Regions from separate parts of the Mus musculus genome. Here region 1 is linked to region 2. Evidence: chromatin loops called from intact Hi-C (ENCODE). Cell type or tissue: gastrocnemius. All regions are shown on one strand. Links, peaks and the distances in the headings refer to the core of each region. The heading gives the core; the rest is flanking DNA.

What was found. A loop is a pair of places that touch in the nucleus more often than their neighbours do. Peaks named below come from ENCODE experiments on the same cell type or tissue, not always from the same donor. Only the 100,000 strongest peaks of a DNase experiment are listed, where the experiment ranks them.
Region 1: it touches region 2 in a loop (2.9-fold over the local background); 4 of 42 quality-filtered maps call a loop at or near these places.

Annotation. Positions count from the first base shown.
Region 1 is chr1:179,744,985-179,760,971 of GRCm38, reverse strand. Ahctf1 (AT hook containing transcription factor 1) reads left to right here. Exons shown (of 36, transcript NM_026375.2): 30 at 611-710; 31 at 2,943-3,037; 32 at 5,318-5,523; 33 at 6,900-8,661; 34 at 12,282-12,415; 35 at 13,716-13,792; 36 at 14,444-15,987. The coding sequence ends at 14,639. It overlaps Kif28 (kinesin family member 28), which reads left to right and starts at 15,772. Exons shown (of 23, transcript NM_001370897.1): 1 at 15,772-15,855. The coding sequence starts at 15,772. In gastrocnemius, for the core only: no CTCF peak of the experiment used is centred there; a DNase peak (open chromatin) is centred at 7,776.
Region 2 is chr1:179,518,140-179,533,882 of GRCm38, reverse strand. It overlaps Tfb2m (transcription factor B2, mitochondrial), which reads left to right. Exons shown (of 8, transcript NM_008249.5): 5 at 161-250; 6 at 1,756-1,818; 7 at 2,419-2,579; 8 at 4,529-5,829. The coding sequence ends at 4,706. It also overlaps the pseudogene Gm5561. Among named protein-coding and RNA genes, the nearest start is that of Smyd3, 8.0 kb to the right of the region's middle. In gastrocnemius, for the core only: a CTCF peak has its summit at 2,802; no DNase peak of the experiment used is centred there.

The DNA of each region.
Region 1 (15,987 bases), core at 5,084-10,083, 220 kb before region 2:
AAGAACTTTAGGGTTCTCATAAATTAAAAAAAATTGTGTCTAGAATTTTGGGCAGGGTTGTTTATTTTTTGTTTTCCAAGACAGGGTTTCTCTTAGGTAGTACTGGCTGTCCCGGAACTGCATGCAGTGCAGACTTGCCCAGGCCTACTTCCTTTTTTTAAGTGCTGTATTCCACTAAAATACTTAGATAGTCGCTAGTAATAAGGATGTAGATAGTGGTATCTTTATTAGCCATTTCTGCAATATTAAGCTGTTGAGACAATAGAAATCTTGGAGGGGGTTACCACCATAAACCATAGAGTGAAGTAGATTCAGTTTGAAATCTCAACCTCTTAACATGATTTGTGTTCTTCTGAGCTAAGCGTGAAATTAATGCTATGGGTTTTTTCACCTACCTCCGTGGATGTTGAGAATTGAGTTAATTTAGGGAGTCCTGTTAGACCCGCCAAAAGGGAGAAGTGCGAGTTAAGAGGGGCCCTTGAGCTAGGCCCAGATAGTTAGAAGGAAGTGCTAACAGCCTGATGCCAAGGAATTAAAACGAGAACAAAAGAAGTAGGACCAGCCATTTCTGTAAAGACACTGACCATGGCCTTATCTGTGTGGCTTACAGGCACGGGAGATGCTGCAGTGGAAGCATTTTCAGAACTGAGTCGCTTAGACCCTGTTGAAAGAGCTGAAGCTTCTTTTGCTGTGTCGTCAGTCTGTGAAGGGTAAGCTCTGGAGCAGAGGAGAAGGTTGGAGACACACACAGCTTGTTGGTTAAGAATGTACTGCTGAGGCTAGGAATGGTAATACACACCTTAATCCTAGCACTCAGGAAGCAGAGGCAGGCAGATCTCTACGATTTCAGGGCCAGCTTGGTCTGCAGAGTTAGCTTAGGACAGCTAGGGCTCTGTTTCACGGAGAAACCCTTCCTCAAAGGAAAGAAAAGTGAATAAGAACAGTGTGTACTGCTCTTCCAGAGGATCCAAATTCAATTCTAAGAACCTACATTGGGCATCTCAAAACTGCCAATAATGCCAGCTCCAGGGGATCTATCTGATGCCTCTGGCCTCCTCAGATCACATACACACACATATTTAAAATAAGTTGGTTTGGGAGAGGCCACCATTTCCAAGTGCTTGTTGTTCTTTCAAAGTTCCCTGGTTCTATTCCTACCATCCATATATATGAGATGCTTCACAGCTGTCTGTAAACTCCAGTGTCAGGACACTGAGTTCAGGACCTAATCATTTATCTAAAATGATAAAATGATAGTGTATGCCTTGTTGGTCCATCAGACTAGCCACTCACTGAGCTCCAGGTTTAATGAGAGACTGTCTCAAAAAATAATATAGAATTCATAGACCTCTGTATCAAAAAACAAAAGACCCAAACATGATTTTGATAGTCATTCAAAAATATGCATAAGAAGTACCCGCAAAGCAAAGGTGATGTCCATCAGTGCTTGCTGTCTGAAACACGGTCTAGTTTAGGTATGGTGACTCACAGAGGCTGAGAGAGGAATGTGAGTTTCAGGTCAATCTTGGTTATTATAGGGAGATACTCTCCAGCAGTGAAGAGAACCCCCAGGCTAGCAGATTGGTTCTAGTTCCTAATTATACTCAAGTGTAAGGTTACCTTGAAGTATACACTAGCACACTGCTTCAGTTATAGAGCCAGTTGTCCTAATCAATCAGTATGATCACTGGAGCCATCCAGCACCTTTCATTCAACACTTTGATTAACACTGTGTGGAAGATAAACAGTGATAACTTTAATGCTTTGAGGCTCTATGATCATTTAATAAAACTAACCCACATAGACTTTTAATTTGTAAGGCACAGAATAGCTCATTACCTTATGAGTGAGCAGTGGGTCTGATATTAAAACCTACCCACAAAACTTGGATGATCATCTTTGTCAACTCAGTCAAATATTTTTTGCTGAGGATAAAAAATGTAATAACTGGAATCTTCCAGTACTTCAACAAAAATAGTAGGAAAAATAAAGGATTTTCCTGGAGTTTTGTTGTTGTTGTTGTTCCTTATTTTGTAATTTTTCATTTTAATAAAAAATGTTTCGTAGGTTTGATGGACATTTGCAACAATCAAGAAGCAAGTGATTATTCATATTAGAAAAGTTAGTTTCAATGAAAATCTAGATGAATGTCAATATTTGGAAAGCTAGTTTCTTTTTTCATTTGTTGTTTGTTTCCTCTGTGTAGCCTGGCTGACCTGGATCTCATTCTGAAGGCCAGGCTGTTCTCAGATTCAGAGATCTGCCTGCTTCTGCCTCCCTCTGTCAGCACCTGGACAAGCTGGTTATTGGGCAAGTTGTGAAGATTTAGTTGTTGGGTATTAGTCATCAGTACTATAGATACTGTTATCTAGATAATCTCCACACACATAGAAATCTCTGCAAATGTTTCAGAGACTGCTTTCTTGGGAGTATAGTGTTTGTCCTATACTTTAGTTGGAACTTGGAGAAAAGCCCAAGTGATGGATAACTGCCGGAGTATTCTACAGCTTACCATTGTTTATTCTGAGTCATTTATCTTAATATTTCTAGTTAGTACTAAAGTGCTGGTGCTGAGCCTACCAAGTCGTAGGAAATACTGGACACTTGACAGACTTGCCTGAAAAACAAAGACGTAGTTGTAAAATGCCTGACATGTAATTTATATACTTAAAGGCACTTAAACATCATTTTACTTGTACTTTTAAGGCCACAACAGCATTTTTTTTTTTTTTTTACAGAAGAGTAAACTAACTAAAGGAAAGTAGGAGAAAAAAATGCAGCAGTGTTTATTTTATAAATTTTACAAGAGTAAATTTTATAAAATTTAAAATGTTCTTTGATAGTGGGTTCTGAATTCTAGTTTTTATAACAAAGTAGCAAGTAAGAAGAAGGTGGGACAGGTGAAGTCTCATTCACTAAAGTGTGCATTTCTGTTTCTCAAGGGAAACCTCCACTTCAAACTCCAAGACGTCAGTTCTGGATGGAATCGTGCCTATTGAGAGCCGAACCTCCATACTTACAGCAGACCACAAAGAGTGTATGTATCATTTAGGGCTTTGGATCAGTAATTTAAAAGAGTATTATTATTAGATTTTTCTTTTCTCAATTCTTCTCTGGCCAGCTTCCATGGAGTAAAAGCATTTTAAGGATATTAACTATCAAAAGAAACTAACTCTTTTGGGGTTTTTTTGGTTTTTTGTTTGTTTGTTTGTTTTTGTTTTTTGTACAGAGTTTATTCAGGGCATGGGAAGGGGAGTTAAGAGGGTAGTAGAGGCAGAGAAAGAGAGTAGAGAAGTAGAAGCTGGCCATGAGCATGTTGGAGAGAGTGGGGAAGGGCAGGGGAAGGGAGAGGGGACGGAGCAGGAGCAAGACAGAAAGAGGATCAAGAGTGAGAACAAAGAAACTTCTAAGAACAGGGACCTTGGTGAGTTTTATGAACATACTTTCTTTTGGAACATGAAAGAGCAAATAAATTACCTGTTCATAGCAGTTTATTCAAGGAAATCAATAAGTACATTACATAAATCAAGTTTTTAATATAACCACTTTGTTTTATACAAATATGAGAATGGTATTTTTATTCTGCGGGTTCACAGTTAGATAGAAGGAAAAGACATGGAATGTCTACTCCAAATACATTTCTTATATATTAGCTCACTTAATCTTAGCACTGTACTTTGATGGCATTTTCTAGATCTAGAGCCTGTACCACCACTATTAAACTTTATGCCCTGTCACAGTGTGAGTGACATCTGGGGCAGGCTGGTGCATTTGATCTCAAGATTGAGACTGATACACAGGAGCTGCAGAGATGGCTCATGCTCATTGTTAAGAGAGCTGACTGCTCTCCCAGAGCTCCTGGATTCAGTTCCCAGCAACCACAGGGTTGCTCACAACCATCTGTCATAGAACCTGATGCCCTCTTCTGGTATGTCTGAAGACAGTGTACTCATATACATAAAATAAATAAATCTAAAGACAGACAGATCTGATCTACATGACAACTCTAGTATAGCCAGGACTACCACATATAGAGACTGTCTCAAAAACAAATAGGAACAACAATAAGAAAATGAAATGGAATGTATATTTTTTGTAAAATAATCTAGGGAAGATTCTCAACATGTAAAGTAAAACCCAAGTTACTCATTTTTGGCTCTGTTGTTACCAATTTACATTGTCTTCTTGGGTCTGTGCTGTGCTTTGGGAAGAGAAGATAGTAGGTGACTACAAGCTGCACAGGTCTGAATGGGACTGCTGTGGTTTTGTGAGTCAGGTCTGCACTTTATTGTATGTTGTTCCTGGGTATGTTTTGTCTGATACACACTATCTTCCTGTAAAATGTGTGTAGTAGGGCTTGGCAGCTACTCTAGTGCTAATGCTATCTGCTATTGTAACTATCATGACATCATCAGTACATTTAATTTAAAAAAACTTATTTAATACTTTTATGTAGCAGTAACACAGGACAAGACATTCTGTCCCTTAGTGTTATAGCCTGTCATTGAATAAGTATGTTCTATGCTGTACTACTTTTTGGTAAACATTTGATCACAATATTTTTGTCAGGTAATGTGCTTTGTGTATTGAGAGGGGACAGTGGGTTATGGTGGCAAACACGGGTGAAAATCATCTCTCACTGAATTAATATTTACAGACTAAGAGTATGAGCCCATTAAAAAGTATAGGGGTATTTAATCAAACTAAACATAGACATCTTTTTTCCCTCTTGAGGTTATCATGTTTTGCATCATTCACAAATGCCAAGCCTCATATTGACATAAAACTTAGACAAGAGACATGAAAGGGATTTCCTTTTTAATTGGGCTATAAAATTATGACATATCTGAGAAAACATCTGTATCTATTTGGATGATTGCTACCAAAAGAAAAACGCCCATCCATTTTATAGACAACTGCAAAGTCGAGGTTGCAGATCTCTTGTAGAGTTCTGCTAATGAAGGTGGCTAGTTTTTTAGGAGTCTGGAGTCCCCTTAGAGTAGTTACCATTATGGTAAACTTTGACAATAATGGCAAGAATTGTATCCAATTTGGAGAAGCCAAGTGGTTCAAGTATGAAGTTTTTCTTCCATGTTTGCCTTTGTGGGAAATGTACACATTGTTGAACGCATACAGAGTAAGAGTCACAGAGAGGCCTTCCTCCTTGAGATATTACAAACTTTCTGGTAGTTTATTAAGATAAAACTCTTTAAGTCTAGGTAAGTCTTTGCTTTTTGAGTTATATGAATCTAGCTTTTTGTCTGGAATGTTTAAGAAGTTACTCTGGTTTTGTTTGTTTGTCTGTCTGGTTTTCCAGCTGTGGCCAACACGGTTGCAGATGTTGAAAGCTCTGGGTCCACCAGCTCCAAGTGCCCGGTTACCTCTGAACGCAGCCTCGGCCAAAAACTAACATTAAACTTAAAAGAAGATGAAATAGAAGCTCATGTACCAAAGGAGAACGTTGGTTTACCAGAAGAAAGCCCTCGAATTTCTGCTGCTCCTTCTGATACTCACGAGATTCATGTAAAAATATTACTTTTTTAATGCTTTCTAAATTTTAGTATAGTTGGGCTTTAAAGTTGCTCATTTAAACTTAATCTGCTCATTTGACAACAACATTTTTAAGATCTCAAAAAATAAGTATAAATGTTTTGTGGCATATAAAATAACACAAACTTTAAGAGATTAGTTTTTATGTAAAATCAAAAGATTATATTAAGGCACAATTAACATAATATTAATTAATATTAGCAGTTTTGTTGTTGCTCATTTGCTTTAAAATGGAAGGGATTTTTGTTTTGTTTTTTAACTACTTGAGACGTATTAACTGCTTGAGACATTTAGACATCATTTGTAATAAGTGAATATAGTAAACAGGATCTCCCTGCATATCTGTGGGAGAGAGACACTAGAAAAAGAATTCTTTTAGTACTTCATAGGACTTTCTGCTTTTCTACAGTCTTATCAAATCCCTTTCACGAGTAAGGGAAATTTGAGTAAATGGAGTTAGGAATAACTCTTAATAACTCTTCTAACTCATAAAAATCAAATTGTATGGAATTTGGGGAGTTTATTAATTCATAAATTCATCCACATTCATCTTTTTAAGATTCTCCCCCTGAAATAAATGGCACTAAATTTCCTATTTCTAAAGTTTGGAGGCAACAAATCCATGGGAGTAGGTAATGGGACTCCTCACTTCTAGGTTGGGTCCAGTCTGCCAGTTCACTATTTGGGGAGTGGGAAAATGTCTTTGTCTAGGTGGGTGATAATGTCTACCTTCTTGGTCAGGAGATCTCTCTGTTACTCTCTACCTCCTCCTTTTTCTCCCCTTCCCTTACCAAAAGGTAAATGCAAGGACCATTCCTTCTTCCACCAAACCCTTGCAAGAGAGGTACTGAACTTGAAAGCCTTAGGAATTTCATGGTTTATGCAGCCCCAGCAAAGGGAAGAAGATTGAGTCTAGCCCAAGGGAGCTTATGTAGGTGAATTGTTCTTCAACCTTACGGGGATCATGCTGTTTAGAAAGTGTGGATAGTTAGGTAATTTGGGGATTATTGTTTGGGGTTATTTCCTTTTCTCTAAGTTTTTTTCTTGGTAAAAGAATAAGTCTTTAATTTTCTTAGAATTGTTAGCATAATGATTTTCAAGATTTTGTTAATGCTGTCTTTTTAGCTAAGAAAATGTGGGATTTCTAGTTTAATTCCATCCATAATATGTGTAGTTATTTTGATTGAGGTTTCATTTCTTAAATGGATGTTTCATGACATAAGTCAAGTGTAGTTTGTATTTTAAAATGGACACACAAAGAGTAAGATGTCGTTAAAATTCTGTGTGCTTTAGATCAAAATGAACTTTATAATTCATTAACTAGTTTCTTTACCTTTAACTCATTTTAGCTAATTGGATGTGAAAATCTTGAAGTTCAAAATTCAGAAGAGGAGGCCAAGAATCTTTCATTTGATGAGTTGTATCCCTTAGGGGCAGAGAAACTTGAGTATAATCTCAGTACTATTGAGCAGCAGTTTTGTGACTTGCCTGATGACAAAGACTCTGCTGAATGTGATGCTGCTGAAGTAGACGGGGAACTTTTTGTGGCCCAGAGCAACTTTACCCTGATTTTAGAAGGTGAAGAAGGAGAAGCTGAGGCAAGCGACTCTGCAGCACCTAATATGTTACCGAAAGCGACCAAGGAAAAACCTGTGTGCCACAGGGAACCCCATAATCAGGAGCGCGTTACAGATTTGCCATCTGCTGTGACTGCTGACCAAGAATCCCACAAGGTAGAGACTTTACCGTATGTGCCTGAACCGGTTAAAGTGGCAATTGCAGAAAATCTGTTGGATGTAATTAAAGACACCAGAAGTAAGGAAGCAACTCCCGTGGCAGCAGGTGAGGCTGGTGATGAGGACGGAGCAGTGATAGTCTCAAAGGCTGCACATTCGTCCAGGCTGACAAACTCTACACCGAAGACTGTTAAGGAACCACATGCAGAGACTGTAAATACCAGCCAGAATGATGACATGGTTTCTTCTAGAACTCTCACAAGAAGGCAGCATGCCCTAAGCCTGAATGTCACATCAGAACAAGAGCCTTCAGCAGTTGCCACTCCTAAGAAGAGAACTAGAAAAATTAAAGAAACTCCTGAGTCTTCTGAAAGGACCTGTTCTGACCTAAAAGTAGCACCTGAGAACCAACTGACAGCTCAGAGTCCTCCCGCTCCTAGGAGAGGAAAGAAGAAGGACGTTAGCCAAGGCACACTGCCAAGTTCTGGTGCTGTGGAGCCGGAGCCGGAACCTCAGGGTACGCCGGGAAGACTGAGGCTGAGAACGCAGCCACCCGAGCCAGCAGCTGAAGAAACTCCTTCTAGAACAAAAGTCAGGCTTTCATCTGTTAGAAAGGGAACCCCTAGAAGACTTAAGAAGTCTGTAGAAAATGGGCAAAGTACAGAAATTCTAGATGATCTCAAAGGGAGTGAGGCAGCAAGTCATGACGGGACTGTCACAGAGCTGAGGAATGCCAATTTAGAAGATACTCAGAATATGGAGTATAAACAAGATGAACACAGTGACCAGCAACTGCCTCTAAAACGAAAGAGGGTCAGAGAGAGAGAAGTTAGTGTGTCAAGTGTGACAGAAGAGCCAAAGCTTGACTCATCCCAGTTGCCTCTTCAGACAGGACTCGATGTACCTGCCACCCCTAGGAAACGTGGTAGACCCAGGAAGGTAGTTCCCTTAGAAGCTGATGGTGGCACAACTGGTAAGGAACAGACAAGTCCTCAGAAGAAAGATGTTCCGGTTGTCCGGAGATCTACACGGAACACCCCAGCTAGAAATGTGAGTACTTTAGAAAAATCAGTTTTAGTGCCAAATAAGGAAGCTGCTCTAGTGGTGACATCTAAGAGGAGACCTACAAAGAAGTCTGCAGAGGAAAGCTCAAAAGATCCATCAGCGGCAGTCTCAGACCTGGCGGGTGGAGCAGCCCACACAGAGTCCGCTGACCGAAGGGACGGACTGCTTGCCGCCGCTGCTCTCACGCCATCTGCCCAGGGCACAAGGACTAGGTCTAGAAGGACCATGTTGTTGACGGACATTTCTGAACCCAAAACTGAGCCTTTATTTCCTCCTCCTTCAGTGAAGGTTCCAAAGAAAAAATCAAAAGGTATTTAGTTTTATTCATTTTTATCTTTCTTAGAATACAGAGCCTAAAATTTTGAGGGTTTTGTTGTTGTTGTTGTTGTTGTTTTAGTTAATTATTTAGTTAATTTCCTTAAAGAAAAATTGTGATTAAGACAGAACACCTACTCCCAAAAAACCCAAACCACCAGATAAAATTGACAAAAAGGTTTGTTTCCAGGTTGATGTTCAAATTGACGATTACCCAGATGCTCTATGGCTTTGTGTCCCACAGTCCATTTGACACAGGTCTATCTTGTTCTCTTTCCTCTCTGTCTTTATATCTAAGTAACTTCATTTTGTTTCCCTTTAAATATAACTTTTTGCTGTATTTTAAAAAAAAAAGTCTTCTGAGCCAAACAGTGCTTGAAGTTTAAGAAACAGCATTCTTGTTTGGAATAATGTAACAAACACCTTAGTTCCTCTTTGTCGTGTTAACGTAATTTTCTATATAGCTGTTTTTCTGTTAAAAAAAATACATCTATTACAGAAAATTAGATAATATGCTTTAATCCATGGATGGTCTTATTAAAGAATAAATGGAATAAGCCAAGCACGGTGTACCCCTGTATTCCCAGTATTGAGGCAGCAAGGCCACCTTGGGCTATGTGGCAAGACTCTGTATTAAACCACATGCTACAGTCTATGAACGTACTTCCTTAATGATCATTTTCAGAAACTCATGGTAGATGTATATGTTAGAGCAGGCTCATTAGCCTCTGTGGAAGCCAAAGTGAATCTGGAACTAAGCATTTGGCTGAATTGGCTGGTCAGCAGACCCTCCACTTCTGCTCTATTTTTGCCTCCCAGCACTGAGAATGTAGGCACTTTCGATGTTGTCCAGCATTTTACATTACTGCAGGGACCTCCTCATGCCTACACAGCAGGCACTTTACCCATAGTCTTCTCCACATTTCCTGTTCCCAGATATTCATAGTCTTCAAAGCTCTAAGCATATATGAGATGATAAATTTGGTCACATGTGACATTTCATGTCACTAATATTCCTCTGGTGCTTGAGCATCTTCCTGTGGGATATTCTCATGGTTTAAGGATTCCTGTGTTAGAGTAGGCACCTTTTATTAGGTAGCTGGAGGTACAAGAGATATTTGAGAGTTGGGGTCTCGTTTTGAAGTTGACCACAGTGGAGTCATTTGACCACAAAAAGTAGCTACTAGAGCTACCTCTCCTTCTCCCCAGAGAGCTGTGTTCCAGCCCTGGATTTGTCTTGTCATTTTTAACTTTTTAATCCTCATAATACTGTTCATTGAAATGTTTTTCTGAAGTTTGCAGAGAGATGAGGCATCATCTTACAGATAATAAAACTTTGTGTCTGCCCTAAAAGAGGTGTGTTAAAGAAACCACGACTAGGCCAAACATTTTAAACAGGATACTAAATTCTTAAATTCCTTTTTGTTTTTTTTGTGACAGGGTTTCACTTTGTAACTTTGACTGCCCTAGAACTACCTCTATAGACCAGGCTGGCCTCAAACTAACCGAGATTCGCCTGCCTCTGCCTCCCAAGTGCTGGGATTATAGGCATGTACCACCACCACCAGCTAATTTCATCTTAGTCTTAAAAGTACATGTGGAAGCTTAACTGGAGACTAAGGTGCTCTGGGAAAGCCAAAGATGATGGATGTTGCTCCAGGTAGCCTAGAGAGTTGTGAATATAGACTTGCATTGTTAACAGTAGGAAGGGAGCCTTGCCACCAGAGGCCTGCAGTGTAAGGTCTGCCTCTCATCAGCTGGTGGGGAGGGTGTCTCGTGCTGCTAATGCTCTTCTCTTGGGAAGAGCCAGGGCTTTTATGGGCTAGGGAGGTGACTCAGTCAGTAAAGCACTTGACTCTCAACCTTGATGACCTGAGATTGAATCCCCAAGATCCATGTAAAAAACTGGCATGATGGAAGGGAGAGGCGGAATGCTTGTGAGCCAAGTAGCCTGGCCTGTGTAAAATTCCAGTGTAAGATCTGTATCAACCAAAAGTTGGAAGACACCTGGGGACCAACCCCGAAGGCTGTCCTCTGACCTCCATAGACAGACTCCTGCATCTACACACAAAAGAGCACACACAAAGGCTCAGACAAGTTTGGGGTTGGAGTTTGTTTTTGCTGGTTTTTTGGTGGTGGTGGTGGTGGTGGTGGTTTTTGTTTGTTTGTTTGTTTTGGGTTTTGGTTTTTTGGGGTTTTTTTTTGTGAGTAGTGGTGGTGTTTTGTATTGTTTTATTTGAGAGAGAATCAGGCCAACTGAGCCCCCAACTTATCATTTTCTTACCCCTACCTCCTGATGGAACAAATAGGTTTGGGCCTTCATGGCCCAGCAAAAGTCATACTAGTAAGATTAGACGTCTGACATTGGTCATCTGTCTATTTGCGTGTCTGTCTCTCTTTGCGTGTCAGTGATGTGCATATCATACAAAACTTGTTTGTAAAGCACTTGCTATATGCATCGGATTGTTCTGATCTTTACTGAGATAATTTTCATCTGTATCTTACTTTTTAATTAGCTGAGGCAGGGGTAGTGAGTTCAGAGTCCCGAGTGTAATCTCTGCACTGCTTATGTCATTGCCACTGCTATGGTAGTGCTGTTTAAAGGAGAGTCTGCATGCCGCATTTCTTTTCTATGGCTTACTTTGCAACCCTCTCATTGCCCCCCCCCCAGGATCCTTCCCTGACCCCCTTAACTCTGAGCTGGTGGGGACCCCCACCCTGGCACTTTAGTTATTTTTAAAATGTCTTCATTTGCATGTAGCATTGTATAGATCTTGTTTCAGGTTTTTATGTATGTACATAGCAGTGATCATATTCAGCTCTCCTCCCTACCCTTTCACCCCTCTCCTCTTAGCTGCTCCCTCCATTTCTTGCACTTCTTTTTTTTTTACTTTTACTTTGTATAGTTAATTAGGGAGTGGTTAACTAGTCATCTGTGTTATCTATAACCTCCTACTATTTTTCAGCTTTAACTTTGATAAACTTTCCCACCTATCCATCCCTTCCCCATTAGAATGAGTAGCTCATAATGAGGTAGCTAGAAAGGGTTTTGTTTTGATTTTTGGTGTTTGGTGTTTCTCTTTTAATAGCCCTGACTGTCCTGGAGCTCCATCTGTAGACCTTGAACTCACAGAGCTCTGCCTGCCACCACCACCCAGCCTTAGGATGAGGTTTTAAAGTTGGAGTCTCTTCTTTGCAAGTAAAATTGCTCTTGCAAATAAAATTCACAGTGTAATGAAAACCTCATCTAGAAATGGAGACTCGCAGGCCACATGGGATTCATTCAGCTCCTGAGAGGAGCTGAGGGTCAAACTAATATTCAGTAGCTTTGTGCTGCCTGGAGGCCCATTGTTATGATGTGATAGCATTTACTTTGATGCCTTAACTATTCATGGACAGTGGACTTCCTTAAATAAGAAGGGGGTGTTTTGCCATCACTTCTGTCTCCTGACGTGGATAATAAATGTATATGCTGTATTGTCTTTGGATGTTTTTGTCTTTCTAATGCATACCGTTTCTTCCAGGATTTTTGCTGCTGTATATTGATTGCCTTTTGTTTTGTAAACCAGACATAGTTACAGGTCGATGTTTTGTTTGTTTCCTGCTTGTCTTTAGCTGAGAACATGGAGGCCGCAGCCCAGCTGAAAGAATTGGTGTCAGATTTATCTTCTCAGTTTGTTGTTTCCCCTCCTGCCTTGAGAACCAGGCAGAAAAGTATATCCAATACTTCCAAGCTTCTAGGTGAACTGGTAAGGAAGGCATGAAAACATCTCTGTGATTATTGAGTTATTTGTTTGTGTGTAGACTGTATACCCCAGAATTGTCTAGAAGTCATAATCTTGCCTCAGGCTTCTGAGAGCTGAGATTAAAAGGATGTTTAAGCGATTTTTTTTCCCTAAGTAAATTTGTTGAAAAAAATTATTTAAAGATGCAGGTGGGCTCACAGTTAACTGTACTAGCTGTTCTGGTAGAAGACTCAGGTTCAGTTCCCAGCTCAAAACCTGTAGCTCCAGTTTCTGGGTATCCAGCCTTCTCTTGTAGCCTCCTGGGGTGCCAGACTTGCATGTGGTACACACGCCCTCAAAATACTCAGACACAGGAAATAAAAATAATAAATATTTTAAGCAAGGTAACTTACATTTATATCAAAGGCCCAACCCTGTGTTTGCGGTCTTTAAGACAGGGCAGCAGCAATGTTGTAGCTACAGTTAGGAGTCAAGGTTTAAAATTAAAGTGCTTGCCAGGCATGGTGACATTCACCCTGAATCCCAGAACTCAAGGCAGAGATAGGCTCCCTTGAGTTCAGTTCCAGCCTCTTCTATGTGCTTAGTCCTCAGCCAGCCAGGGATGCATAGTAAGACCATCTCAAAAACAAACAAACAAACCAATAGTAACAAACATGGCCCTTAAAATTATCTGGGTGTTTAGTTGAAGGGACAATTAGTATGCTGAGTACAGTCGTCTCTGCCCAAGTGCCTCTGTCAATATAGGGATGGAGGGGACAGCTGCAGGGATTCAAGTGAAACATGGTGTAGGCTTTGAGTAGTTTCTGTGGAAAGCATTCTAGGAAGGAAGAAAGCCACCTTTGGTGACCCAATGCCTATAAGATAGAGAGAACCTGGCCTCAGAGCTGAAGACATGTTAGGAGGGTGGCTGGTAGAAGTGTAGAGTGAATGCTGACAAAACAAGGTCCAGCCAGTGTGGGCTGAGGAGAGAGAACCATTCTAGTCTAGACCATCAAGTTTCTGTCAGAGAGCCAGAGGGCTCTGTGTAGGACCTAGGAGGGTTAGCAATGCTTGACTCCTTGTCTGAGCAGGGTACTTTTTTAATCAGTACTTTAAATGTTTGATTACAGCCAGGTGGTAGTGGTGCGTGCCTCTAATCCTGGAACTCAGGAAGCAGGAGGAGGTGGATCTCTGAGTTTGAGGTCAATCTGGTCTACAAAATGAGTTCCAGGGCTACAGAGAGACAGAAATAGAGAAGCCCTGTCTAGAAAATCAAACTCTTAATTGCTTAAGCAATTTATATTTTTAAATTTCTAACCCATAGGAGAGTGACCCTAAACCATTAGAGATCATAGAACAAAAACCAAAAAGAAGCAGGACTGTGAAGACAAGAGCAAGCAGGTAAGCAGCACTAGCCCCATCTTCCGTTCATCCCCTGGAGCCAAGAGGGTGCTAGAAAGGGTGAGACCACTTCTCACACAAGCCTAGCCTTGACATTGTGGAGTTCAGCACTTGAAGTTAACATTCGCCACAGAGTGAAGACATACAGTTTATTGTCCACTTGGCGTGGTTGGAAGAGAAGATAGTCTACCTCTTCATTAATTTAAGTCCCACAGCTGTCTCACTACTTAGCAGTATTACTGCATGTGTGGTAAATATGTCCATGTGAGATGCCTTTGTGTAGCAGGACTCTCAGGCTGTGCTTAGGCTTGGCTGACAAATGAAAGTACAAATTCCTTCAACGCGACACAGTTGGCACCGCTCACATGTACACTGCCTTTGTATATGTTCATGCCACTTGCTACTGTTTATAAATTCGTGGGTCTGCTGGCTCTCATCCCATGAGCTGACTATAGGTACGTGGGCCATCCTTGTAACTGCAGAATTTTAGACATATCTGTGGCTGAGTATGCCCCCCGGCACACATGGGGACGCGGTGGGTGGTGAGGCCTTAACCCTGCCTGCAAGTCCACTCTCCAGGTCTCTGCGAGAGAAGCACTTGACCAGACAGCACTTTGTGCCCATTCCTACTTGACTGTATCTTTCTTTCAGAAACACAGGAAAAGGAAGTTCTTGGTCACCTCCTCCTGTAGAAATTAAGCTGGTTTCTCCCTTGGCGAGTCCAGTGGATGAAATAAAGACCGGCAAGCCAAGAAAAACTGCAGAAATAGCAGGAAAAACTCTTGGAAGGGGCAGAAAGAAGCCATCTTCTTTTCCAAAGCAAATTTTACGCAGGAAAATGCTGTAATTTTTAGCCCAAGATTTTAACACGCACCTGTTTGTAAAAGTCAACAGTATTTGTGTGGATTATTAAAGTCACCAATTTGGATGGAAATACTTTATATAAATTGTACAATTTTGTAAGCAGTAAATGAGTAACTCCACATGGAGTGCAGTTCTTGTAGTGCAGGCGTTTTATACGACTTGATGCGTTTATATCAATGTAAATATGACTTATCATTGGGAGGTTAAATAAACTACTGTAAAGTACACTGTGTGTCTGGTAGATTTTTGAGAGGAGCTTTCTGTTTGAGTTGTAATTTTATATGCTACTGGACATATGTTCATATCCTTTCTTTACAGTTAAGATACTAGAACTGTCTTAAAATGAGGGCGATGAACTATTGATTATTTTTAACATTGCTGTTTTATAATGTATGCACTTTGATGCTGTTCCTCGGATCTCTGGTCAGTACCTGTGCTCATTGGGCTTTGCCTGATACTGTGTTGAATTTGAATTGTGGGCATGTGATTTTGCCTTTTTGTAGTTTTACAAATGTTGTGTAATCTACCTCAAATGAGTAATTTTCCAGTACTGCATCGGTTTCCTAGCTAGCAGTTCTCTTCAGTAACTTAAGGACTATCTTGTCTCTCAGTTCAGAGACTTAATTATCCAGGTTAGATTGACCGGTTTCACTGCTTCCTAGCAACCTCATGGAAGGATTGAAGAAAGAAATAAAACAGTGCACCGACGTGTGCCTGCTGCTGAGAAGAGGAGCCGACAAGGTTTAGACTTCCCATGCTGTGAAAGAGCTTGCGACTTCGTCACAGGAGCCTCTCTAGTATTCAGGTTTTAAACTGGTAACTGCCACAGAACCTCAGGCACAGGTTACAGAGAATGGAAGAGTGTGAGCAGATGTCGGAAAAGAGGAAAGGAACCCTCTTTTCTGCAGCGTGTGTACCGTTGGTAATGGCGCCTGATGGAAGCCATGATGTTCATCAATAAATAAGTGTTGTCAAATAATTTATGACAGGTAATTGATAGTGTGTAATGAATGGACGCTTAATAATTGATACCTAAAAGCAGACTTTGTCAGCTAAGCTTTGGATGTTTTCGTGAGCAGTGTGCTTTGTGTGTTATTTTTCTACCGAGTAGCATCATGGATAATGAGAAAATGGGGAGAGTGCCTGTGCCGAGATCGGACAGTGTGAGAGTGGCCGTCCGGGTGCGGCCGTTCAGCCAGGTCAGTCCATGCTCATTGCCTTGCTGACAATTACTGCCTGATTTTATTAATTTTTTAATAATAGTTTCTGAATTTGTATTTAAGCTGCTTGTCATTTATGAAATATTAAACTTATTTAAATGGATTTGTCAA
Region 2 (15,743 bases), core at 1-5,000:
CTCCTGCCTCTGCCTCCTGAGAACTAGGTTTAAAGGCCATGCCTGGCCAATTCTCATCTTTTAATTTAAAATTTTAGATGCTATTAAGATGTTTCAATTAAATCCAACATTTGATATTTATTAAGATTCTATGTGACATAATTTTGTTTGTTTTTACTAGAAACTGATAGCGACTCCTAAAAGACCGGATTTATATCAAGTAATGGCTGTTCTTTGGCAAGTGGCCTGTGACGTTAAGTTCCTGCACATGGTGAGTGACATTTTAATGCCAGAAGAACCGGGTTACTCAGATTGGTAAGTGCAGACCCTGCACTAAAGGTTTAAAATATGAATTTCATTATTTTTTAACCTGTTTAATTTTGTTTTACTTTGAAGTAGAGTGTGACTATGTAGCTCTACCTGGCCTGGAACTCTTTATTCCTTATGGAGATCAGAATGGCCTTGAATTCCTCCTGTCTCTGCCTCCTGAGTGCTAGGATTAAAGGCATGTGCTATTACCAGCTCTTGAGAGGAGATTAACACTGACACTTGTTTACCAACTTCTCTTATAAAAGTAATATGACTGGCTCATTGATAAAACTAAGGAAACTAAATTCACAGTTCCACCTTCCTCTACCTCCCGTGTGCTGGGATCAAAGGTGAGCACCACCACCACCCAGCAATGCTTTGTTTTTTGAGAGGGGTTTTGTTGTGTAACCTCAGACTTTTCATTCTCTCCTCTCAGCTTCCTTGAGTGCTATGATTATAAATGTGTATCACCGGGCTAGAGAGATGGCTCAGTGGTTAAGAGCACCGACTACTCTTCCAGAGGTCCTGAGTTCAAATCCCAGGAACCACATGGTGGCTCACAACCATCTGTAATGAGATCTGATGCCCTCTTCTGGTGTGTCTGGAGACAGCTACAGTGTACTCATATACATAAAATAAATTAATAAACATTAAAAAAAAGGAAAGTGTTTTTAAAAAACTGTGTATGACAGTATTTAGCTTGATACATTCCCTTTACCTTTTATACAAAATGTTTCCAAATTCAATAGTCAGCCATTGTTAACACTTACTGAGCTACAAAATGTTTCCAAATTCAATAGTCAGCCATAGTTAACACTTACTGAGCATTGCCAGATGTGATTGAAGTGATCTATCCTTTCATCTGTGCAGGGTTTTGGATTTGAGGCAAGTGCTTAAATACAAAGCTACAAACCTTAGCACCTAGGTATGGGACTTCTTTGTTTTTGGTTTGTAGGGTGGGTAGACTGGGTCTCTGTAGCCTCTACCTCCCAAGAGTAGAGATTGTTTACCACCACATCCAGGTTTACATAGGTAGATTATTTTAAGGCAATAATAATTTGAGACATTTTGACAAAAGAGAATTAACTGAAAGGACTGAGGAGCCTTGGTCTTCAGTTGTGAGATATAAACTAAACAACGTCTTAGGGTTGAGGAGATGGCTCAATGGGAAAAGCACTTGCAGAGCAAAACAGGAGGACCTGAGTTCAATTCCCAGCACCAATGTAAAAAGTCCAGTGCAGTGGGCCTTGCCTCTAATCCCAGGTCTGGGGAGGCAGAGACAGGAGGATCCTTAGTTCTACAGAACCCACAAGCCCCAGGTTCATGAGAGACACTGACGTGAAAAATAGTGTGGAGAGAATGATGAGGAAAACCGCCTCCAACCTCCACACACATCCATATGTACACATTTGTCACACACAGACCTATGGGAAGAAAGAAATAGCGTGTCTGTTTTTCTTCCTCTAGGAACCTTGGTCGTCATTTAGTGTGCATACGGAAAATGGGCACTTAGAAAAGTCAAAGCACGGGGTAAGAACAAATGATGCCGTTCTTTTTCATCATGTAATCAAGTGTTTATTTTCTCTTAAGATTGTCTTTAGAGGCTGGAGTGATTATCTTATCTTTATTTTTAATTAACAAATTTTCAGTAATAAGAATGTACATACATATGTGTGTGCATACACAGTATATAAATGTATGGTTAGGCAAAGAAGGAATAAGAAAAAGCTAGTCGGAAATACTTCTGTATCCTTGGGACTGGTGGTGGAGTCCCTTACCCAGCAGGAGCTCCATTCAGGATATGGATGAGCTATGGGGCTATGTTTGAGCTCTGATTTTCACTCGAGTCAAGTCAGTAAACGTTAGCTGTCCAGGTTGAACTTCCAGGCCAGGAAGTGGTGAGTGGCTCACTAGGCACGCATTGGGTTTGCCCTGCAGCTGAGGAATGGAACTGGACCCTGCTATCACCTCTTCTATCACCTGACAAACAGGTTACAAAGTGTTAACCTGTCAACAAGAAGACCCAGAGACGTGTGGGACATGCAGTGACTATTGTGAAGACATAAGCAATCAGCATTCTACTCTGGTAATAGTTTATGACTGACAAAAATTATTTTTCTTTCTGTCTAGGAATCAGTAAATTTACTGAAACAAAACCTATATCTTGTTCGAATGACTCCTCGTAGGACTTTATTTACAGAAAACCTAAGTCCTTTGAACTATGATATATTTTTCCACTTGGTAAAGCATTGCTTTGGGAAACGCAATGCCCCAATAATACGCCATTTACGGTAAGTAGAAATTGAATAAAGATGAGTAGAAAAGTAGAATTTACTGAGATTGTCTCCTGCTTTAGAAGGTGGCTTTTCACATCTTGATTTGGAGTAAGGTGTGCCCATGTTTCATTTACCTGTTAAAAATACTTCTTCTGGGCCAGAGAGAAGGTTGAAAACCAGTTCACAACTGTAATTCCAGTTCCAGGGGCTCTAGCACGCCTTGCTGGCCTTTGTGGGTACCACACACATGGCATACACACAACTACCCATAAAATAAAAGTCAAGAAAAACAGTAAATAAAAATGCCTTTTCTCCCTGTTGCATATTATGTTTTCCACACACTCCAAGTTTCGTTTATTTTCATTTTTAAGTAGCAAAATCAAGGATACTCGAAGGTTGTTTTAGCCTCAGTTTATATTTTCTTATGTGTGTGTACATGTGTGTGCTGTGCCCATTGAGGCCAGAACAGCATGTTGTATCCCCTGGAGCTCGAGTTATAGATGATTAAGAGCTGCTTGACATAGGCGCTGAGAACTGAGCTCAGGTCCCCAAGAAGAGCAGCAAGGACTCTTAACTGCAGAGCCATCTCTCCATCCTATGTAATGTAGTCTCTATTTACCTTGTAACTAGCAGTACCTAAAGTATCGTCAAAAGATGGAAAAGTGTTAGTTATTTTAATGAATCATCATATACCATAGAACCTTAGTATGCCTATTGACTGGAGACATTTATTTTGAGATTGGGTTTCATGTAGCCCAAGCTAGCCTTAACTTTCTGTACAGCCAGAGATGACTTTGAACTTGTTTTGTTGTTGTTGTTGTTTCTCGAGACAGGGTTTCTCTGTGTATCCCTGGCTGTCCTGGAACTCACTTTGTAGACCAGGCTGGCCTCGAACTCAGAAATCCGCCTGCCTCTGCCTCCCGAGTGCCACCACGCCCGGCTGACTTTGAACTTGTGAACCTCCTGCCTTTACTTCCCAAGTACTGGGGTTATGGATGTGCAGATGTGTGCCAGCTCAGTGTATTTACACAGAAGGGTCAGCCTGCAATCCCAGTACCCAGGATCCTGGTCACATGAGTCCCAGGCCAGCGGGGACAGAGAGTGAAACTATCTTAAAAAAAAGAAACCTCACCCATGTTGGTGGGGCACGCCTTTAATCCCAGCACTTGGGAGGCAGAGGCAGGTAGATGTCTGAGTTTGAGGCCAGCCTGGTCTATAGAGGGGGTTCTGGGCTTACATAGAAACCCTTTCTCAAAACAAACAAACAACCACCCCCACCCCCAAAAGCCTCAAAACCCAGAAGCTTCATATACACACAAAAGTTTTAAAATGTCAATAAACCACAATTAGAAACCTAATTTTCATCTCAAGGTCTTGGGGTAGTGGCCATTTAAATGCAAATATCAAAAAGAAAGAAAAAGAAAACCATTAGATGTATGTGGTGGCACACACCTTTAATCACTGTACTCAGGATGCAGAGGCAAGGGGATCTCTAAATTTGAGGCTAGCCCAGTCTACATAGTAAGTTCCAGGCCAGCGAAGGCTATGTGGTGAGACCCTATCTCAAAATAAAAATGATAATATGTAAACTAGAATTTTTGTGAGAATTAATTATACCTTGTTAGAATTTCAATTGGTGATTTTCATTGCAGGCTAGCTGTGAATTTTTAAGAGTACCTGTCCCGGTCTCCTGGGTGCTGAGGTTATAGCCATAACACACTTATGTACACATTTCCTATCCAGACTGAGTGAGGCATTCATCCCTGTATCCCAGTACTGGGAGATTAAGGTAGGAGGGTCGGTTCAGAGTCGTCTCTGTACAGAGTGGAGAATACACATGTCATATATAAACTGTCAACTGAATTCAGTTATATGTGTTAGCCATTTTACTTGGACATAGGAGGCAGCTTTCTCAGCTGTAGCTGACAGTTGTAAAAGTGTGTCTCTTTGGTTTTCCTCTGCAGTTCACTGAGTACGGTTGATCCTATTAATATCCTGAGGCAGATAAGAAAAAACCCTGGAGACACAGCTGCTAGAATGTATCCTCACGACTTCAAAAAACTTTTTGAAACCATAGAGCAATCGGAAGACTCCGTCTTTAAGTGGATCTATGACTACTGCCCGGAGGACATGGAGTTCTAGGAAGAGTCTGCAAGCCGAGAGTGAGCTGGAGCTGTTTGTCCATTATTTTGAAATCATGTGACAAATGAACACTGAATTTCAAGAAGTTCATATCCTTTTAACAGAAGAGAAACTACCCTTGTTTGGCACAAATGAAGCAAATAATTTCTTCTCAAGTTGATACCTTTGATACACAGAAAACACAGTGGCTGCAGTATTATTCAAAGTTAAATAAAACGAAAACCTGTCAGTTTGATCAGATCAAATCTACTTTGTTTTAAAGTACTCTCTGCCGTAGATCAATGGTAGAACACATACCTAGTATGTCCAAGGTTTTGGTTTTGCTCCCTTGTAGACGCCCGACTCGCCAGCAAGAATGACGCCACAACAGGATTCTTTTGCACACGTTTATTGGGAGAGCTTGATAGCGAAAGCGAAAGACCCCGAGCCCAAAAAACCAGTGCTGCTTATATAGGCCTAGGATAGGTGTGTCTACACCTGATTGGTTATGCTTTCAGTACCTCATTTACATGCCTTGGGCCAGGCAGTGACTCTGCAAAAAAAAAAAAAACTCTACTGCACATGCGCACATTGGTTGTTTACCCATATTCATGGGCGTCAGCTTATTGAAACCAGTACCATCTTGTAATGGCGTTTATTGGCTTCCCATACTCCCTAGCACAGGAAATTTTTAAAAAATTTCTATTTACTGTAAAGGCCCATAGGTATGGAGTATTTTCAATTGTAATTTAATTTACTTTAAAAAAACAAAAAACCTTTGGGCCAAACCTCTTTAAATATGCACTTTTCACCATTGCCAATTGCTTGCATCTCCCTCAGTTTCTATACTGTTACGCTTAGAAAATAAATTGATTTGGGCAGACATGGTGGCATAAGTCCCAGGCCTTGTGAGGTGGAGGGCCCATCAGTTTAATGCCACTTTCAACTGTAGAATTGAGTTTGAGACCAGTTTAGGCTAAGAAAAGACCCTGTCAAGCAAAACAACGGTATAAACTTAGAAAGTGATCAGTTTATCTTTTATTATGTTGAAGTGGATTATCAGGCACTATGCAATCCAGTTGTTTAAATTTTAAATTGTAGTATGTTTTAAAACTTTTTGAGAAATAAAAGAATTTGTATATAGTTTGTGTGTATATGTGTGTTTTCTTTTTTGTTCTCCATATGCATGAGTGAAATTTTAAATTGACCCCAAACTTATTTTCAGTGTGCTCTCAGTGAGTAATTCTGTCTGTGTAACTGAAGTGTCTTGAGGCGCTGAGTGCAGTGACGTGCACCTGCAGTTGCATGGGTGTCTGAGGTGGGAGGGGTGAGCCGTCCAGAGTTGGAGACCAGTGTGGTTGTTGATGGGGTTGGGTGCAAGAGAACAAGATTTCCTCTCAACCATGAGACCTCTTGCAAGGTAGGAAAGTGGTTCCTTAGAGTTTGCTGTACAATCATGAGGACATAAGATGAGTTCCCAACACACATATAAAGCTGGGCAACTGTGGTAGGAGTACTGGAGGAGGACACATGGAGCTCATAGGAGGAGGACTCATGGGGAGGAGCTCACAGGAGGAGGACGCACGGGGAAGACAATCTACCAAGTCATGAGATCTAGGTTCAGTTGGAAAGGCTCTAAAGATCTTGTATCAAAAAATAAGCAATAAAGATTTGTCCACCACACACAAGCTTATGCACATATACCACACATAAAAGTATTTCTGTACATGAACCAATCTATCACAGCTATACATTTGATTTTGAGTGGCTGAATGGATTGAGCATGTATTAAGTACAAGAGCAAGGAGCAGGTAGTAGAGTGTAAAGCATCTTCAAGCCGAGTAGTGGTGGCGCACGCCTTTAATCCCAGCACTTGGGAGGCAGAGGCAGACGGATTTCTGAGTTCAAGGCCAGCCTGGTCTACAGAGTGAGTTCCAGAACAGCCAGGGGCTATACAGAGAAACCCTATCTCAAAAAAACAAAAACAAAAAACAAAAAAAAAGCATCTTCAAACTGAGCATGTGGAACATCCTGATTGGGGAAGCAAGCAAGCTAGCAGGATTAGACCAGGCACTTACAACACCCATAAATGAGGAGGGAAGCCCTGCTGGAGTAGGCAGTCCTGGAGTTTTCATAATTTTCTATAGATTTCCATAGTTTCCATAGATTTCCAGGCACAGGGTTCTTCTGTACATGGACAACTTTCTGACCTCTGGTTCCCATTGCTGCCATTTTTATATCATGATGAACAAGTTACCTCTTTTGGAAATGCTCTGCACTCTAGCTGTTCTCTAGAGCGCAGTGTTTTTAATAACCTTGGATGTTCTCTTTTATATTTGTCAGCCTGACCCAGGGACCCAGCCTGATTCAGGACAGGGACACTTTAACATGAGGCAGGGATGTGCTGGCTCTTCATTCCTGACTACTTCCACTTTTGTATTTTGTTTGTTTGATTTTGAGTCAGATCTCACTATAGTAGTCCTGGCTAGCCTAGAACTGAGATGACCTCAAACTCATGGAGACCCACTTGCCTCATCCTTTCTAATGCTCAGATTAAAGCCCCAAGACCAACCCAGAGTCAGTGACCATTTACCTATATAATATATTTTATCTCTGCCACATTTAATATTTCTACTATTTTTATAATCTGTTTTTTCCATATATTCTTGATCAATTGTTTGATCAACACCAGGCTTGCCTGAGCTTAACTCAGTTACACCTTGTGATAGTAGTAATCTATGAACACCATTACTATTTCCTGGACCACTGAGGTTTCCTGAATCTTAGCACTGGGATCAATCAAGAATTATGTGGTCCTTGAAAGGCATGCTCTAATCCAGTACTTGCAGGGCAAAGACTGGAGGATCTCCTTGAGTTCCTGGCAGGCATGGTCTACACAAGAAGTCTATGTAGCAACCAACAGTTCTTGACAAACAACAATTCTTTTTTTTTTAATTTTTTTTATTACATATTTTCCTCAATTACATTTCCAATGCTATTCCAAAAGCCTCCCACACCCCCACCTCCCCTACCCACCCATTCCCATTTTTTGGCCCTGGCGTTCCCCTGTACTGGGGCATATAAAGTTTGCCTGTCCAGTGGGCCTCTCTTTCCAGTGATGGCCGACTAGGCCATCTTTTGATACGTATGCAGCTAGAGACAAGAGCTCCGGGGTACTGGTTAGTTCATAATGTTGTTCTACCTATAGGGTTGCAGATCCCTTTAGCTCCTTGGGTACTTTCTCTAGCTCCTCCATTGGGGGCCCTGTGATCCATCCAATAGTTGACTGTGAGCAAACAACAATTCTAAACGTCGGGAAATCTGATTCCACCATCTCTTAGTGTTCTATTGTTGTGTAGAGATACCATGACCACAGCAACTCTTCTAAGAGAAAGCATTTAATCGGGTCTGGCTTACAGTTTTAGTTTAGTTCATTTTCAGCATGGTGGCATGCAGGCAGACATGGTGTTGGAGAGGTAGCTGAGAGTTCTACATCTATGACCACAGGCAGCAGACAGAAAGCCACTGGGTCTGGCTTAGGCTTTTGAAACCTTAAAGCCCAGCCCTACTTCCTCCAACATGGCCATACCTCTGAATCCTTCTCAATGCCATTCCCTGATGACAAAGCATTCAATCATGAGCCTAAGGGGGCCATCTTATTCAAACCACCACATACCATTAACCCTTTTAAGGTTTTAAGATTGACTTTCACAGGCAGTCAGCAGGAGGGCTTCTTCTGCACCAGGTGGAACTTGAGCATAGAAGGGACTCTCAAAGCCCATCCAATAAGGCCACACCTAATCCAACAAGGTCACACCTCGTAATAGTGCCACTTCAATGGGTCAAGAATATTCAAATCACCACAATATATAACCTTAAGTCTGCCCCCACACTTTCATCAAAGAGACCACATCTCCTAACAATGCCACTCCCTATGGGCCAAGCATTCAAACACGAGTCTCTGTGGGCCAAACCTATTCAAACCACCACACCATCCTTTCATCAATTCTTTTTGCTATATTTTTATGGTTTGTTTGTTTTTGTTTTGTTTATCCGAGACAGGATTTCTCTGTGTAGCCCTGGCTATCCTGCAACTCACTGTGTAGACCAGGCTGGCTTGCCTCTGCATCCCAAGTTTTGGGATTAATGGATTGTGCCACCACTGTCCTGAAGTGGAAATCTCTGGTTTTTTTGGACACTCAATTGTGCCATGTGATATTTTTTTGGAAGCTGTCTTATGAGAGGATGTTTTGCTGAGGCAGACACTTGAGAGGAAACATGATGTCTGGAAAGAGTATGAGTAGAACCCAACAGACAGCGAATGATGCTCTTGCACTGGCTTGCCTTGCAACACTTTGCTGGTCTTTGCTGATCTTCCTTTGTTCCAACTTCATAGAGAACTTCTTGTGGTATTCTGGCTACTTCTGGCCACTTCTACCAACTCCTGCAGACTTAGCAGAGCCTTGTAGTTTCTTCTGGTTTGAGCTGCTGCCACTCATTTAGGTTTGGTGTTTGACAACTGGACTGGACTGCTGCTGTTGATTCATGTTTGATGTTTTAGACTGGACTGCTGATATCCTGGCAACAAAGACTGGAATTGCCCCTAAGAACTACCTCTAAACAGATCCACGAACTCTGTTTCCTATTAACCCTTTTTGTGGACTAGAAGGGAAGTTGAAGCGTTAAAGAACCTAAGTAAAATAATTTTTGAAAAAAATCTAAGCCCATACTGTCCAGCTTTAAAAAAAAAAAAGTTTTACCTAGGAAAACGAAATAGCTGCCCACACAGTTCTCTTCTAGATAGGATTGAAGACTAAGTGCTGAAAGACTAAGAAGAGAACTAAAGTCCTTCACATTCCAGGATGAGTCTCCTTCAGGAACATTCAATAATACTTTTGCTTGGGGACTACTTATAATTTTGCAGTAAGAAAATAAATGATGCAGCCATGAGCATTGGCTCATACGTGTAATATCAACAAGATAGGTGTCTTAGAAGGCTCTGCACACACGGCACATACACATTTATGTATATTGGCAAAATATTCCTCATAACATTGATAAGGGTAAATTAAATTTAAAAAAATGTAAAAGTAGGAAAAAAGGGGAGAGAGAAGAGTTGCTGAAACCCGCACGCTCCTGAAGTGATGTCTGTGACTGATGACCTTCAAGCCACAAAACTGGATGTTAAATTTATTAGAAGATGGAGAATTTTGAGTTCCATGTGCAGTGAATATATACTACATCATTGGTAAGGCATCTCAGAGAGTTTTTGAAACAGTTCAGCAATTCTTGGCTAACTGTTTGCTCAGTTTATTACTCAGACTGCTGACCGAGGTTATAGCAAACATTTATAGCCACTGTTTAATTTACCTCTTGCTAATAAAATAGTGTATTCACCTTACAATTAGGGTTTATGGGAACTGAGGTTTAATCATCCCATGCTCCAGTGATTCCCACCAGGTCGTTAAAAGCGAGCAAGTGAGAATGACGGAGATGGGCAAGGAAGCATTAATTTTTGCATATTTTTACCTACATATCTTATGTGTTTGTGCACACATGTGCACATAGATATGTATACTTGAGTGTGTGTTTGTGTGCAGGCTAGAGATCAATGTGGGTAAGAGATCAATGTGGGTATCTGCCTCAATATTTCCCCATCTTATTTGGGGGTGGGGGGGTGGGGATCTACCAGCTTCTTCCTCCCCAACATTGGCCTGTGTAACTGTGCCTGGCTCTTTTTGGTTGGGTATTGGGAATCTGAACTCAAGTCTTCACGCTTACTTGGCAAGCATTTTATCATCTGAGACATCTCCCCAGCTCTCAAATGTTTAATATTTTTCGGTCAACAGCATGGTTCATCTGGTAAAGGGGCTTGCCTTACAAATCACACAGTCTGGGGCCGGTGAGATGGCTCAGTGGGTAAGAGCACCCGACTGCTCTTCCGAAGGTCCAGAGTTCAAATCCCAGCAACCACATAGTGGCTCACAACCATCTGTAACAAGATCTGATCCCCTCTTCTGGTGTGTCTGAAGACAGTTACAGTGTACTTATATATAATAAATAAATAAATCTTAAAAAAAAAACCAAATCACACAATCTGAATTCCATCCCAGGATTCCGGAGTGGAAGGAAACAACATGTATAATACACATGTGTACAAAATAATAAAGAAAATTAAAATATAATTAAAAATGAACTTTAGAAACTACATTTATGTGTCTATTTAATTTGTGTGTACGCATGCGTGCCTGCATGGACACATGTACCTGGTGTCAAAGGTCAAGCTCTAAGAGTAGACTGGACTCTTTTCTTGTACTCAATGGGTTGAACCCACAGATCATCATGCTTGGTGGCAAGTGCCTTGACCTTCTGAGCCATCTTTCCAGGGAAATATTTAGTGTTCTAATCATCATTGTACTTCTGCTACCACCGTGTATTTCCCTAACATTGTCATTTTTCCAGATGGAAACTCTATTCCCACTTACTGATTTCCCTCCCTATGTGCTATTTGTCTGGCCTGGTCCTTCATGTTCGTCCTTTTGCATCTGATGTAACTCACCCTACGTGTTTCATGTGTTAGAATTTCATCATTTAGCCGGGCGTGGTGGTGCACGCCTTTAATCCCAGCACTCGGGAGGCAGAGGCAGAGGCAGGTGGATTTCTGAGTTCGAGGCCAGCCTGGTCTACAAAGTGAGTTCTAGTACAGCCAGGGCTATACAGAGAAACCCTGTCTCGAAAAAGACAAAAACAAAACAAAACAAAACAAAAGAATTTCATCACTTACATTTTGCATTATATTTATTTATTCATTTTTGAGTGAAAAAGAGACTGTGTGGGGTCCATAGGACCAACTGGCCAAGTCAGTTCTCTCTCCCCCATGTCTCTCTCTGTCTCTCTCAAAATTACATGTACCAACCAAGGTGGTCAGAAATGGCCGCTAACACTTCATCTTACCAGCTCAGAATGTCATTCCCTTTAATGGCAGAAGAATATTCTTGCACACTCATGCACCACATGTACCCAGGTACCACAAACTTGGTTATTCCTACTTTTTGCAATTGTGAATAAACCGCTGTGCTATGAACACTCGAGTCCTCCCTTTATTTCTCTGGTGTCATGAGACTGTTGTAAGTAAAAGAATCCGTGGGCTGGACATGTCAATCAGTGTAGAGCAGCTGTGCCCAGCATGCACAAGGCTCTGAGCTCAACCCACAGCATAAAAAGGCTCCAAAATAGTGACTACAGGTTCGAGTGTGAAAGTGAATGTTGCAATGTGAAGAGAATTCACGTTGAGCATGAAAAAGTGGATGTGAGATAAACCATGTTGTCATGTCTGCTGGACCCTGCCAGGACTCCATCGGGTCTTGTTTACACAGCCATGTTGTTGAAGTATCATGGGGGATGCTTTCCTCTCCAATCTAGGGCGCAGACATGTAGATGATTTTAAAGGTGAGATGATAGGGTCTCCCTTTCAACATTGTGTTTAAAGAAGTTGCCCAGGTGGTGGTGGCTCACACTTTTAATCCCAGGCCTCAGAAGGCAGAGGCAGGTTGATCTCTGTGAGTCTGAAGCCAGACAGCCAGACAGCCAGACAGCCAGACAGCCAGACAGCCAGACACACACACACACACACACACACACACACACACACACAGAGAGAGAGAGAGAGAGAGAGAGAGAGAGAGAGAGAGAGAGAGAGAGAGAGATTGAGTGAGAGAGAGAGAGCTCTCACAGAGTAACTTTAAAGAATTTGTAGTGAATGCCTCATCACAAATTGAGCTCAGGACACACAAAGTCCCGGCTCTATTTCCAGCACCAAGCACAACACAATGAAACAATGCAAGTTGTGACAAAACAGTGGGTACACACTTAAGTGAGACGGGGAAAGGCTGGTGAGATAGTTTAGGGGGTGAAAGGCTTGCTCTGCAAGTCACATAAAAGTGGAGAGGGATTGGAGAGATGGCTCGCGGTTAAGAGCACTGACTGCTCTTCTGAAGGTCCTGAATTCAAATCCCAGCAACCACATGATGGCTCACAACCATCCATAATGACATCTGATGCCTTCTTCTGGGGTGTCTGAAAACAGCTACAGTGTACTTACATATAATAAATAAATAAATCTTTAAAAAAAAGGTGGAGAGAGAACCTTTCCACAGCACTGTCTTCTAACGTCTACGCCCACAGGGAGGCACACATTCACTCACACTCATGGACATGTATCACAGACACACACTAACTCAATAAACTCAATAGTAAAGTTAATAATTACTCTTATAAGAATATTTCTGGTTTTCTCTTCCGGTCTCAGGTGCTGCGGGAGCCGCGGGATACCGTGCAGACATGGCCAAGTCCAAGAACCACACCACACACAACCAGTCCCGCAAATGGCACAGAAATGGCATCAAGGAACCCCGGTCGCAAAGATACGAATCTCTTAAGGGGGTTGACCCCAAGTTCCTGAGAAACATGCGTTTTGCCAAGAAGCACAACAAGAAAGGCCTGAAGAAGATGCAGGCCAACAATGCAAAGGCAGTGAGTGCGCGCGCAGAGGCCATCAAGGTCCTGGTGAAGCTTCAGGCCATCAAGCCCAAGATGCCAAAAGGCCCCAAACTCAAGCGGCTGGCTTTCATCGCTCACCCTAAGCTTGGGAAGCGGATTCGAAGCTACATGGCCAAGGGTCAGAGGCTCTGCCAACCGAAGCCTAAGGTCCAAACCAAGGCAGGGGCCAAAGCGCCAGCTAAGGCCCAGGCTTCAGCTCCAGCCCAGGCTCCCAAAGGTGCTCAGGCCCCCAAAGGTGCCCAGGCCCCTGTGAAGGCCCCATAGAAAAGGCTCCTGCCAGTGTGAAGACAGACGGACTGCTGTGACACACCTCCCCACACACTATTTGCAGATGACCAGTGTCCTATGCTGTTCTTACAAATAAACTCAGGCAAGATCTGTTAAAAAAAAAAAAGAATATTTCTGGGTGTGATGGCACATGCCTTTGATGGAGGCAGGTGCAGGGGCAGGGGCAGGGGCAGGAAGTGGAAACTTAAGGGTTCTTTTGAAAGTCAGTTGTGTTGGATGGTGTTTTGCTGGCAGAAACCTGTGAAGGAGTGTTTTCCTGAAGTGGACACAGATGAAAGGCTAAGGTAGACTCCTGAAGGAACGCTTTGCTGACGTCAGTCTGGGTCCCTCCTACTGACTCTTGAGTAGGCTGAGGCCTGACTGCCTCTACTAGATAGTGCCATTGCTGCTGATTCATATTTACCGTCCTGACTCTACCTAACTAGACTACTAATATATCCATAAAGTGCTTATGATTGAGCTGTCGATACTGATGCCTATAAACTAACCTACTGATTTCCTGACAACATAAATAAGATTTACTAAAAAAAGAAAAAAAAATCTAAACTGGCTCACTTCCGCTGTATCCTTTCTTTCCCATTACCTCAAGTAGGTGGTGGGCTTCAAGAGAGGTTAAAACATTTTAAAAACATCATTAAATATAGACTTTAAAAAAAAATTACAGGCAGTAGTGACGCACGCCTTTAATCCCAGCACTCGGGAGGCTGAGGCAGGTGGATTTCTGAGTTCAAGGCCAGCCTAGTCTACAAAGTGAGTTCCAGGACAGCCAGGGCTACACAGAGAAACCCTGTCTCGAAAAAAAAAAAAAAAAAAAACAAAACAAAACAAAAAAAAATTAAAGTTACAGGAAGGGGCAGGGGCAGAGGCAGAGAGGCAGGGGTGGGGCAAGGGGCAGGATTAGGGACAGGGTTGGTGGGTGGGGCAGAGAGGTAGAGGCAGGCAGATCTCCGAATTCCAAGCCAGCCTGCTTTACACAGAGATTTTTCAGGTCAGCCAGGGCGAAATTGTGAGGCATGGTCACAAACCAACAAAATATTTGGATTGAAGTAAGAAATCACTCATAGAAAAAGATGTTTTAAGCAGGATTTCTCTGTTACTGAGGCTAGTCTTCCACTTGTGTGTTTGCTGGGGTTCCCAGAAGGCACACAGACGTGTATACAGGAAAGGCAGAGGCAGGATGTCTATGAGTTCAAGGCCAGCCTGATCTACACAGAGAGTTCCAGGACAGCCAGAGATACACAATAGACGCTGTCTTTAAAAAGCTTTGTGTGGTCTGATATAGGTCTCATATAGCTGAGTCTGAGCATCAGAACTGGTTGATCATGCTGACCCTCCTAGGCAGTCTTGTGCCTACTCCTTTGCTTGTTCATTGTATACCCATAATCCTTTGCTTGTATATCCATAATCCAAGAACTCAGGAGGAAGAGAATAAAGGGTTTCTGAGTTCAAGACCTGACTGCAACATTATTTCAAAGGGTTCAACAAACATAACTCTAAAACGGTTTATAAAAAAATATAGGCATATAGATAGATATACAGAAGGTGTGATCCAAAACTGCAGATGCTGGGCTGGAGAGATGGCTCAGTGGTTAAGAGCACTGACTGCTCTTCTGAAGGTCCTGAGTTCAAATCCCAGAAACCACATGATTGCTCACCACAGATCTGTAATGAGATCTGATGCCCTTTCTGGTGAGTCTGAAGACAGCTATAGTGCACTTACATATAACAGTAAATAAATCTTAAAAAAAAACCCTGCAGATGTTAAGAATTTTTCGATCTAGATGCTGAATATACAGATAACCACTGCCCTTTTTTTTTTTTTTTTTTTTTTTTTGATACAGGGCTTCTCTGTTGTATAGCCTTGGCTGTCCTGAAACTCACTCTATAAACCACGCTGGCTTTAAACTCAGAGGTCTTCCTGCCTCTGCCTCCCCAGTGCAGAGGTTAAAGGTGTGTGCCACCACTCATGGGCTCTTACCATTTTTTTTTTCACTATGCATTAAAATTTGCATAATAAGCTGGGCGTGGTGGAGCACACCTTGAATTCCAGAACTGAGGAGGCTGAGGCGGGCAGAATCCTGTGAGTTCGAGGTCTAAATAGAGAGGTTCCTTGGTCTATCAAGAGAGCTCCAGATCAGTCTTTGCTACACATAGTGAGACTCCGTCTCAAAAAGAAAAAGAAAAAGAAAAAGAAAAAAAAAAGCGCGGAAT